Linked DNA regions of Homo sapiens: region 1 is linked to region 2. Evidence: chromatin loops called from intact Hi-C (ENCODE). Cell type or tissue: heart right ventricle. All regions are shown on one strand. Links, peaks and the distances in the headings refer to the core of each region. The heading gives the core; the rest is flanking DNA. Region 1 overlaps BCL6 (BCL6 transcription repressor). Region 2 overlaps TPRG1 (tumor protein p63 regulated 1).

What was found. Peaks named below come from ENCODE experiments on the same cell type or tissue, not always from the same donor. Only the 100,000 strongest peaks of a DNase experiment are listed, where the experiment ranks them.
Region 1: it touches region 2 in a loop (6-fold over the local background); 25 of 110 quality-filtered maps call a loop at or near these places.

The regions. Positions count from the first base shown.
Region 1 is chr3:187,730,701-187,735,073 of GRCh38, forward strand. BCL6 (BCL6 transcription repressor) reads right to left here. Exons shown (of 10, transcript NM_001706.5): 2 at 4,169-4,207; 3 at 2,833-3,003; 4 at 1,009-1,230. The coding sequence starts at 2,993. It overlaps LOC100131635 (hCG1645011-like), which reads left to right. Exons shown (of 3, transcript NR_034062.1): 3 at 1,671-1,715. Among named protein-coding and RNA genes, the nearest start is that of BCL6-AS1, 11 kb to the right of the region's middle. In heart right ventricle, for the core only: no CTCF peak of the experiment used is centred there; no DNase peak of the experiment used is centred there; H3K27ac peaks cover 2,825 bases.
Region 2 is chr3:189,231,342-189,235,738 of GRCh38, forward strand. All of the region lies in intron 3 of TPRG1 (tumor protein p63 regulated 1), which reads left to right. Among named protein-coding and RNA genes, the nearest start is that of TPRG1-AS2, 7.1 kb to the right of the region's middle. In heart right ventricle, for the core only: CTCF peaks have their summits at 2,099 (motif pointing left) and 2,299; a DNase peak (open chromatin) is centred at 2,030.

The DNA.
Region 1 (4,373 bases), core at 1-4,000, 1.5 Mb before region 2:
AGTACTTGTAAATGACAGCAATGATGATCTTGCCACCGTCATCACTCACAGGAGACAAAGAACTCTAGCTGTATATACCTGAAGGAACATCATGTGGGTGAAATAAATAGGCAAGCTCACCATGATCACAGTTAACGGAGCTAGAACCCATAAGAAGGTTAAAGAGAAGCCAAAAAGAGAAGCTTTCTAACTGTCCAAGGTATGCTGTGTGGTTCTGGGAACACTGAGTTCCTGGCTCCTGGAGGTTTTCAAACACAGCCTGGAAAACCCTTCTGTTTGAGCGAGGATGCAATCACCCTAGCATGGCTGGATCAAAAGGTTCTAAAGAAGTTAAGCTCTGAGTCTCTGTTGCACTTAGTGAAGCTCTTCACTTCTTTGGATCTCAAGTTCCTCATCTTTAAATGAAGGTCATGTCTTATCACCCCTCAGGTAGGAGATTAAACTCAGTGAACTCCATTCAATTCAATAAATGTCCTGCCTAGTAGGAGCAGCGTGACATAAAAGGTGAGTAAGATAGCCCCTATAACCTTGAGTAGCTCACAGTCTGGTCGGGAACTAAGGCACATATGTAAATAGTTATAATAGAAGTCTAAAGGAGAACTAAAATACATATGCAAATATTAAAATAGAAGGAAAGTTTAAAGCACCAGCAAAATGCTTCACAACACAGAGGAAGAGCTGAGGGAGGAAAAGTGTTAATCAGAAACACTTCCATGGAAGAGCTGGCATCCAAGATTAGCCTTGCAGGATGGGTGGGAGGAGAGGGTATATTAAGTGAATGGAAGAAAGCAAGATGCGGTAATGCATAGGACATACCTGTATAGCCACAGGAGTTAAGTCTGCCTGGGGCACAAGAGTTAAGAAGAGCAGAAGTGTGCAACAAGAGTGGAAATGTGGGTTGCAGCATATCATAGAGGAGTATTTTTTCTGTATGCATGAATTATCAAAGGTTTCTGATCGGGGACTATCTCTTCCATCTCCGACGCTTCCACCCGGGTAGCAACTCACCTGGCCTTAATAAACTTCCGGCAAGTGTCCACAACATGCTCCATCTGCAGGTACATAGCCGTGGCCATCACAGCCATGATGTTGCCCTCCCGCAAATTGAGCCGAGATGTGTACATGAAGTCCAGGAGGATGCAGAATCCCTCAGGGTTGATCTCAGGATCTAGATTGATCACACTAAGGTTGCATTTCAACTGGTCTGTAAAGATGCTATAGAACAGGCCACTGTAAAACAAACAAATGTCCCACTATAGTAGACATATCGAATCTGTGATCCCTTACAGTCAGCACTGATACTCAGCCCCTTTCCCCTGGGCCTACCTCCAGAACTTCTACGGTAATTAATAATAGCTGCTATTTATGGAGAGCTTACCAAATGTCAGGAGTCATTAAGCACCTTACATACATTATCGTTTGCTCCTTACAACGCTGCAAGGTAGGTACTATCACTCTCTGCCTTTACAAATAGGGGAACTAAGATCAGGGGGGTTAAGTGAATATTCTTAAAGTCACAGGGCCTGTTTTCCTTTTAGTCTTAACTGTACAGATTACCAGAGTTAAATTTAGCCCCTTTGCAGTAACTATTCTTAGTCTACCTTTGTCATAAGCATTCCTTCTTGTTCCATTGCATTTACACTTATTTTTAAAATTCTATCTCTTTTTAGAATTTGGCTATGAATGACAAATAAATAAAAATATGCCTACATCTATACTCTACTGCTTTTATCAAAGTCCATAGATTAACAGAGGGTCTGTTATTCCTTGAAGACCCAACTCAAACCCCAAGCAATGCCTCCAGGTGCCATGCTGTCTGGTGGTGGAAAGAGTACTCAATTGTAAAGAAGAATTCTGAGCTATCATCTTGATTCTTGATTCTACTTTTTCTGAGTGGGTTGCCAGAAGTGAGCCAGACTTCCACCAAGTAGCTATGCAACTTTGGGTAAGATATTTAGCTTCTCTGCATCTTGCTTTACTCATCTTCAAAGTAGGAGGAACAATCATGTCTACCTTATAGTGTTGTGGCAAGAATAAAAATGTAAAGGATATAGAATGATGCCTGGCATATAGTAAGCATTCACTAAACATTATCTATTATTTTTATATCTCCATAAGCCTCTGTTATTTCCACTATTAAAAATCAGGTGCTTAGAGTAGATGTTGGATAAGTTTTCAAATAGCAATAGAGATCCCTGATTCTGTATCATTTAACCTCCCTGTGCTTTCCTTTTACCATCTATAAAATGAAGGCAATAGTGTAATGCATAACACTGAAGACTACTAAAAAGATCCAGGAAGATGATATCATGTAATATAAAATTGCTCTGAAAACTCGAAATACTTGATAAACATGAAGAATCAGCTAGTTCACTCTCACTAACTCTTGCATATACTCTGAACACCCATGGAAATTCAGTTGTAGCAAAAAATAAATACATTTATAGCATAAAAGAGCAAAACATTTCAAATTAACTTGCTTAAGCTACTTAAAGACAAAGAAAGTTCATTTGAAATCTTTTCTCATTTTTTCACTGGTTAACTGAAGTTATTCTCCATGTCTGCCCCAAACACATCCTTTCTTGGGGCAGTATATAATTTTTCTCCCTCTATGCCCACAGAACGTGGCTCTTTCTTTTCTAAAAGTGCATTCATCCATTCATTCATTCATTCACTTGGGAGCCTACTGTGCCACGCCATGGTGCTGAGATCTGGAGACAAAGCGAGACGTCATCCCAGATGCAGTAAAAGGCCCACATGTTCTGCCTTGCTTGGCTGCCAGCACCATCACCCCACTTTGACTTACCCACCCTTTCCTTTCAGATCCCTCACCTGCAGGCCATGAGGACCGTTTTATGGGCTCTAAACTGCTCACGGCTCACAACAATGACAACATCAGTCAAGATGTCTCGACTCCGGAGACGATTAAGGTTGAGAAGAACATCACTGGCATGGCGGGTGAACTGGATACAGCTGTCAGCCGGCGAGGCCATTTTGTCTTCACTTGAAAAAAGAGGCCAAAATCCTGTTAGTCCTCCAGAACCTGTTTCCTGCTTGCCACAGGTATCAGAGCAGGTGGCTTAGCCTGCTAAGGTACAGAATGCAACTCAGGTCCCTTGTATTTGATCTTTGAACAATTCATAGTCCAACTCTGGCCATTATTCTTCATAGTTTTAAAATGGGGAGAATAACTTTTATCCAACAAGTTGGGATAGAAAGCCCTTTAGGGGAAAAGCAAAGGGAATGAATATTTGTTGAGTGTTTTTCCCACATACCAAATACTCTGCCAAGCACTGACAGGTAGTGAGTATGTTGCAATGGAGAGACACCGTGTTTTTTGTTTTTGTTTTTGTTTTTTGAGATGGAGTCTCACACTGTCACCCAGGCTGAAGTGCAATAGTGCAATCTCAGCTCACTGCAAGTCCGCCTTCCCAGGTTCAAGTGATTCTCCTGCCTCGGTCTCCCGAGTAGCTGGGATTACAGGTGCCTGCCACCATGCCCAGCTAATTTTTTTGTATTTTTAGTAGAGATAGTGTTTCACTATGTTGGCCAGGCTGGGTCTCAAACTCCTGACCTCGTGATCTGCCCAACTTGGCCTCCCAAAGTGCTGGGATTACAGGCATGAGCCACCGCGCCCAGTCAAGACACTGTGTTTTAAGATTATCAGGCTAGACTTGCCTTTTGCTAGCTGTGGGACTTTAAGCAGGTTGTTTACTGGTTTGGGGCTTTGGTTTCCCCAAATGGAAGTAGTAATACCTATGTGGTTATAAAAGTTAGAAATACATTCCTCGTTCATAGGAGGCTCTCAAAACTCATAGCTATTCTCATAGGTATCTTATTTCATCATCTCAGTCACCATTGGTCTCTCTCTACTGTTAGGCTTTAGAGTTGCTTGACTTTTGTACCTCGAGGAGCTAGCATATTGTTGGTGAACATTAGCTGGCTAAATTAGTTTGTACAAAGAAAGAGTAACAATGATTGACCATGCAAGTGGTAAGACAGTCTAATACAGAGGTGAAGGATGAGGACTAGGAGTGATGTAGAGGGAACTGGTTATCCTTGTCTCATATAATGAACAGTGGCAAAGTTCACAGAGACACATGTATTGGCAAATTCAAAAGAAACAGTTTGTCCCAACATTTTAAAGCATATAATTTTATTTACTTACCCAATGCCTTGCTTCACAGTCCAAAATTTTGCTCAAAACCTACAGAGAAGAGAAGAAAGCAAACAGAAATTGATTTAACGAATGTAAGATTGTCCACTATAGTCTTATTTTAGGACATACACATTTAGTTTTGCTTTGATAGTTGCAGCTTGCCAGCTGGTGTGGTTTTACCACAAGCTAACAAACATTTTCCAGCTCTGCTCTT
Region 2 (4,397 bases), core at 83-4,082:
AAAATGAAAATATTTTGTATATCCGAAAACTATTATAGGCTTGAGGACTTCTCTTTAAGTAGATTTACTTCACTCACCCCCTCATTAACTCATTTGTTATTCAGTGAATATACAAAGTGTTTAAGGGATTTAGAAGAATCTTCATCATCGTCACCATCATATTAATAACCAACAATATTTGAACATTTTTGTGTGCTTGGTATTGCATTAAATTCTCCGTATGTCATATCTCTTTCATCCTAACAACAGTCCTATGAGGAATACACTATTATTATCTTCATGCTGGAGACGTGAAAACCAAATCTTAGAATGGATAAGTAACTTTTACAAGATTATACAGCTAGTAGGTGGCAGAGCTGCATTTCCAACCCCAGACCTGTGTGATAGAAAGCCCGTCACTGCTCAGGAATCTTGTGCTCATCTGTATTTATCAGGATTGTTGGTGAAGATTAAAAGAGATGATATGTGCATAGCTACTAGCACAATACCTGATCCATAGAAGACCCTCAATATATGGAGGCTTCTGTTGTTATAATCTAAGAAAACTTCATGGCAGAATTATTCCTCAGTTCATGTAAATTTCAGAAGCTTCAAACCTGGTTTGTGTGTGTGTGTGTGTGTGTGTGTGTGTGTTTGGGTGTATATCTATCTCTTTCAACTAAAACTTAATGTTTGTGATTTTTATTGTATTTTTAGAACTTACAAAGCCCTTTGTTTTATAAAGAAAAAAATGGCCACTTTTTTTTTCTGTAATCAACTGGAACAATATGATGGAACTCATGGTAGGACTTTCCTTACTAAAGAGAAAAAGTAGCTTTTAAGGGATACATAAATGGGTGTTTCCAGGTTTTTCCTACCTGTCTTTTATGGGGATACTCTGTCTGTCTTATACTAAGTGCACCTTAAAGAAGTGTTAACAAAATGAATAAATACTCCTGAATAAATACTCCTGAGTCCTTTCCTTGTGAACATTTCAAAGAATCATTCGTACTTTGCAACTTGTGCTTTTCCAACCTTGAGATTTTTACCAAACAGCAGGAAATGAAGGGTTGATAAGATAACCTTTTTCAAGGGCATCGAATAGATACATGGAGTAGCAAGCCCTATGGGCAAGAGGCTGGGAATCTGGGGACCTGAGTTCAGCTTCTGTGGGCTTGAGTTACCATTGTCAAGCCTCGTTACACCACACTACTCTTCCTTACATATTCCCCCTCACATCTCAGAGGATTGTATATTCCTTAATAATGGTATAATATTCTCTCTGTTCCTGGTAATTAGTACAGAGCCTGGTATGTGACTGTCTGCATGGGATAGTGGGGGGAAAAGTGAACTCCAGGGAGTCAAGTCAGGAAACCTGGGAACAGGGAAGGTTGGTGACCATTGGGTTTCTATTAGTATCCTGTGTTTACTTTGAGAGTCCTCTATTTTAAGCAAATTGGAAAGACCCAGGGGAAGAGGAACCAAATGACTGAAAGAAAAATATGTGAATCTGTGGATTAGTTAGCTAAAGGTCTTCCACGACTCCACTTAACTCAGAGGGAGAGAAATTGCTTTCCTTTAGTGCCGTGCATTTTTCATCTGTTTGTGTTTGAAGAGCAAAACAAAATTGGATCCTCTTCAGGGCCTGAAACCCAGTGGGTGATCAGGGAATACGTGTGGAATGAATGATTCAGTTTTTTCCTCCTGGGTTGCTGATTCCTTGTTAGCCAAGATACTATCTTTTCAAGGGCTGGGCTAAGAGGTTTGAAGGGTGCATGAAGGTTGATTTGTAAATTAGGAATAGTAACTATTTAATATAAAGGAAGATACCTCTACTGAGTGTGTATGTGTGTGTGTGTGTGTGTGTGTGTGTGTGTTTGTGTGCAAGAGAGGGAGACAGAGAATAATATTAAAATAAAATCTTTCTTGGAAGGAAATTATTTCCAAACCACAAAATAATTTGACACAGCTTTAAAAGAGCAACTGAAAGTATTGCTGGGCGTGGGACTGGGGCCACTGGGAGGGCATCTGTGATGATTTGAGTAACTGGGTGTGGGCACTGGAAGCTCTCAGGATGGATCCAGCCTGTGATTCCTAGTTGCCTGTTGCCCTCTGCTGGTGAAACTGTTGTCATCCCAGGAAACTGAAGACTCACGAGTTCTCAGGTGCCTTTTTATCTGGGGGAGAACCTAGGCTCCATCTCCTCAATTGGGGAAGTGATAATGGTGCTGAGGAAAAGTGGCAACTGGAAGAGATGCACAGACTCCTTCGCCAGGGAAGACGGGCTCTCACAACAGAGGGAATGGATCTCATGGTTCTATATTTTTCATTCTGTGACCTGCTCATTTGTTGAGCCCTTACTCTCTCTTTGACTCTTTGCTGAGCACAGTGAGGAGACACAGATAAAAATAAAGCACTGATTCTACACTAGAGAGGCATCCATTTAATATGCGTGGAGGGAGGAATGGGTAGGATAGAAAGCACTGTAACATAGAGAAAACTGTGATTAGGGCCACAACTGAAGCACTGATAGAGGCATGTGCACATTGATTGATTGATTGATTGAAGGAGACAGGGTCTCATTTTGTACCCCAGGCTGGAGTGCAGTGGTGCTACAATAGCTCACTGCAACCTCAAACTCCCGGACTGAAGTGGCCCTCTCACCTTGGCCTCTCAGGTAGCTGGGACTATAGCCGCGGACCAACACACCCAGCTATCTTTCTTATTTTTTTATTTTTAGTAGAGACAAGGTCTCCCTGTGTTGCCCAGGCTGGTCTCAAACTCCTGGGCTCAAGTGAGCCTCCCACCTCAACCTCTCAAAGTGTTGAGATTACAGGCCTGAGCCACCACGCTTGGCCTTGTGCATATTTAAAGGGAGGAAAGATATTAGCCACTTGTGGGTAGGGGAGGTGAGGGTAAGTTTCCATGGAATAGACAGCATTTAAGCTGCAAACCTATGGATGGGTAATTTATTTAAAAAATGCCACTGATATCAAAAAGTTTAATGTGTTTATGGTCAGAAAAAGTAAACTCTGGCAAATAAAAGCATAAAAAGTAATAAAAGTCACCTGAAATTCCACCACTTACAAATAATCACTGTTAACATTTTGATATGTGGATTATTTTGTTGTTGATACAAAATCGGAAGGATACCGCAGGTAACATTCTGTATCCTGCTCTTTCTCACTATTTTGGCATGAACATTTCCGCAATGTTACTGATTGTTTATTGACAGAAAATACGTTATTTTGTGGGGTACTATTGCAATATATAAACCTGAAAGTCGGGTTCCCCAAACAGCATGAACCAAGGCATATAGGTTGTGCAGTGCCAGGATAGCTTGTGTTTTTAGTAATTCATTTCAGAAGTATGTTTTGGATACTACAACCTTGGAGACACAAGGCTAAGAACTGAATTTGTATTTTCAGAGTTTACAGTATAGGAGGGGAGACAGACATTAATTATGTAATCATAGAAATAACTATACAATAGCATCCAAGGTAAGTACCATAAGTGGGAAATATGTGTGGTCTGAAAGTGTATATCAGAAAGAAGACAAGTAGCCACAGAGGTTTGAGAAGGCTTGCTGGAGTAAAGGGTAATGGAGCTCAGCTCTGTCAGAGTTAACTAGGTGGAGATTCATGAACAACATTGCCAGCAGAGGGAACAGCATGTACAAAGGCCTTTAAGTTGGAGGGGGCACAGTGAATACAAGGATCTGAAAGAAGATAAAGGAAATGGAGTGGAGGGACTTGGCCTGAGAGGGAATTGAAGAAGTAGGTAGAGCTTGACCCTGCAGAAACTTTTAGACCAGGGTAAGGTTTTTGTAATTTCTCAGAAAAGCAAGAACTGTTGAAGTGTTTTGAACCAGGGTAGGGCGGTAAAGATGAGGTTTGCTTTTTTTTTTTTTTTTTCCAAAGGATCCCCTCACTGCAGTAGGGTGAAGGGATTGGAAGGCAGCAAGAGTATATGTAAGTAAATCAGGTTTGGGTGACTAGTAACCCAAGCCTAGAGTGAGAGTGATTGCAATCATCTAGGCAGCAGATGATGAAAGACTGAATTAGAAGAGTGAAAGGGAAGATGGAGAGAGGTGGGTGGTGTTGACATCTTTATCTTAGGAGTAAAATTTGTAGGACTAGGCATGGAATGTGAGGAAATACGGTGAGTCTGAATGACTCCCAGGTCTCTAGCTTGAATAACTGGATGGAGGGAGGGTTCTTCCCCAAGCTAGGGGACACTGAAAGGGGACAAGGGCGGAAAAAGACAGTCTTGATTGTTGTTCTGAAGAAGTTTGCTAGAAGGAAAAATTCTAGGAATGGTGTGTCTCATCACATCAGCTTCTTGCAGAGGTTGGTTTTACCATGTTTACAAACCACACTGAAGGGTCCACTTTTGAAAGGTTGGTAGTACTGAGGAGA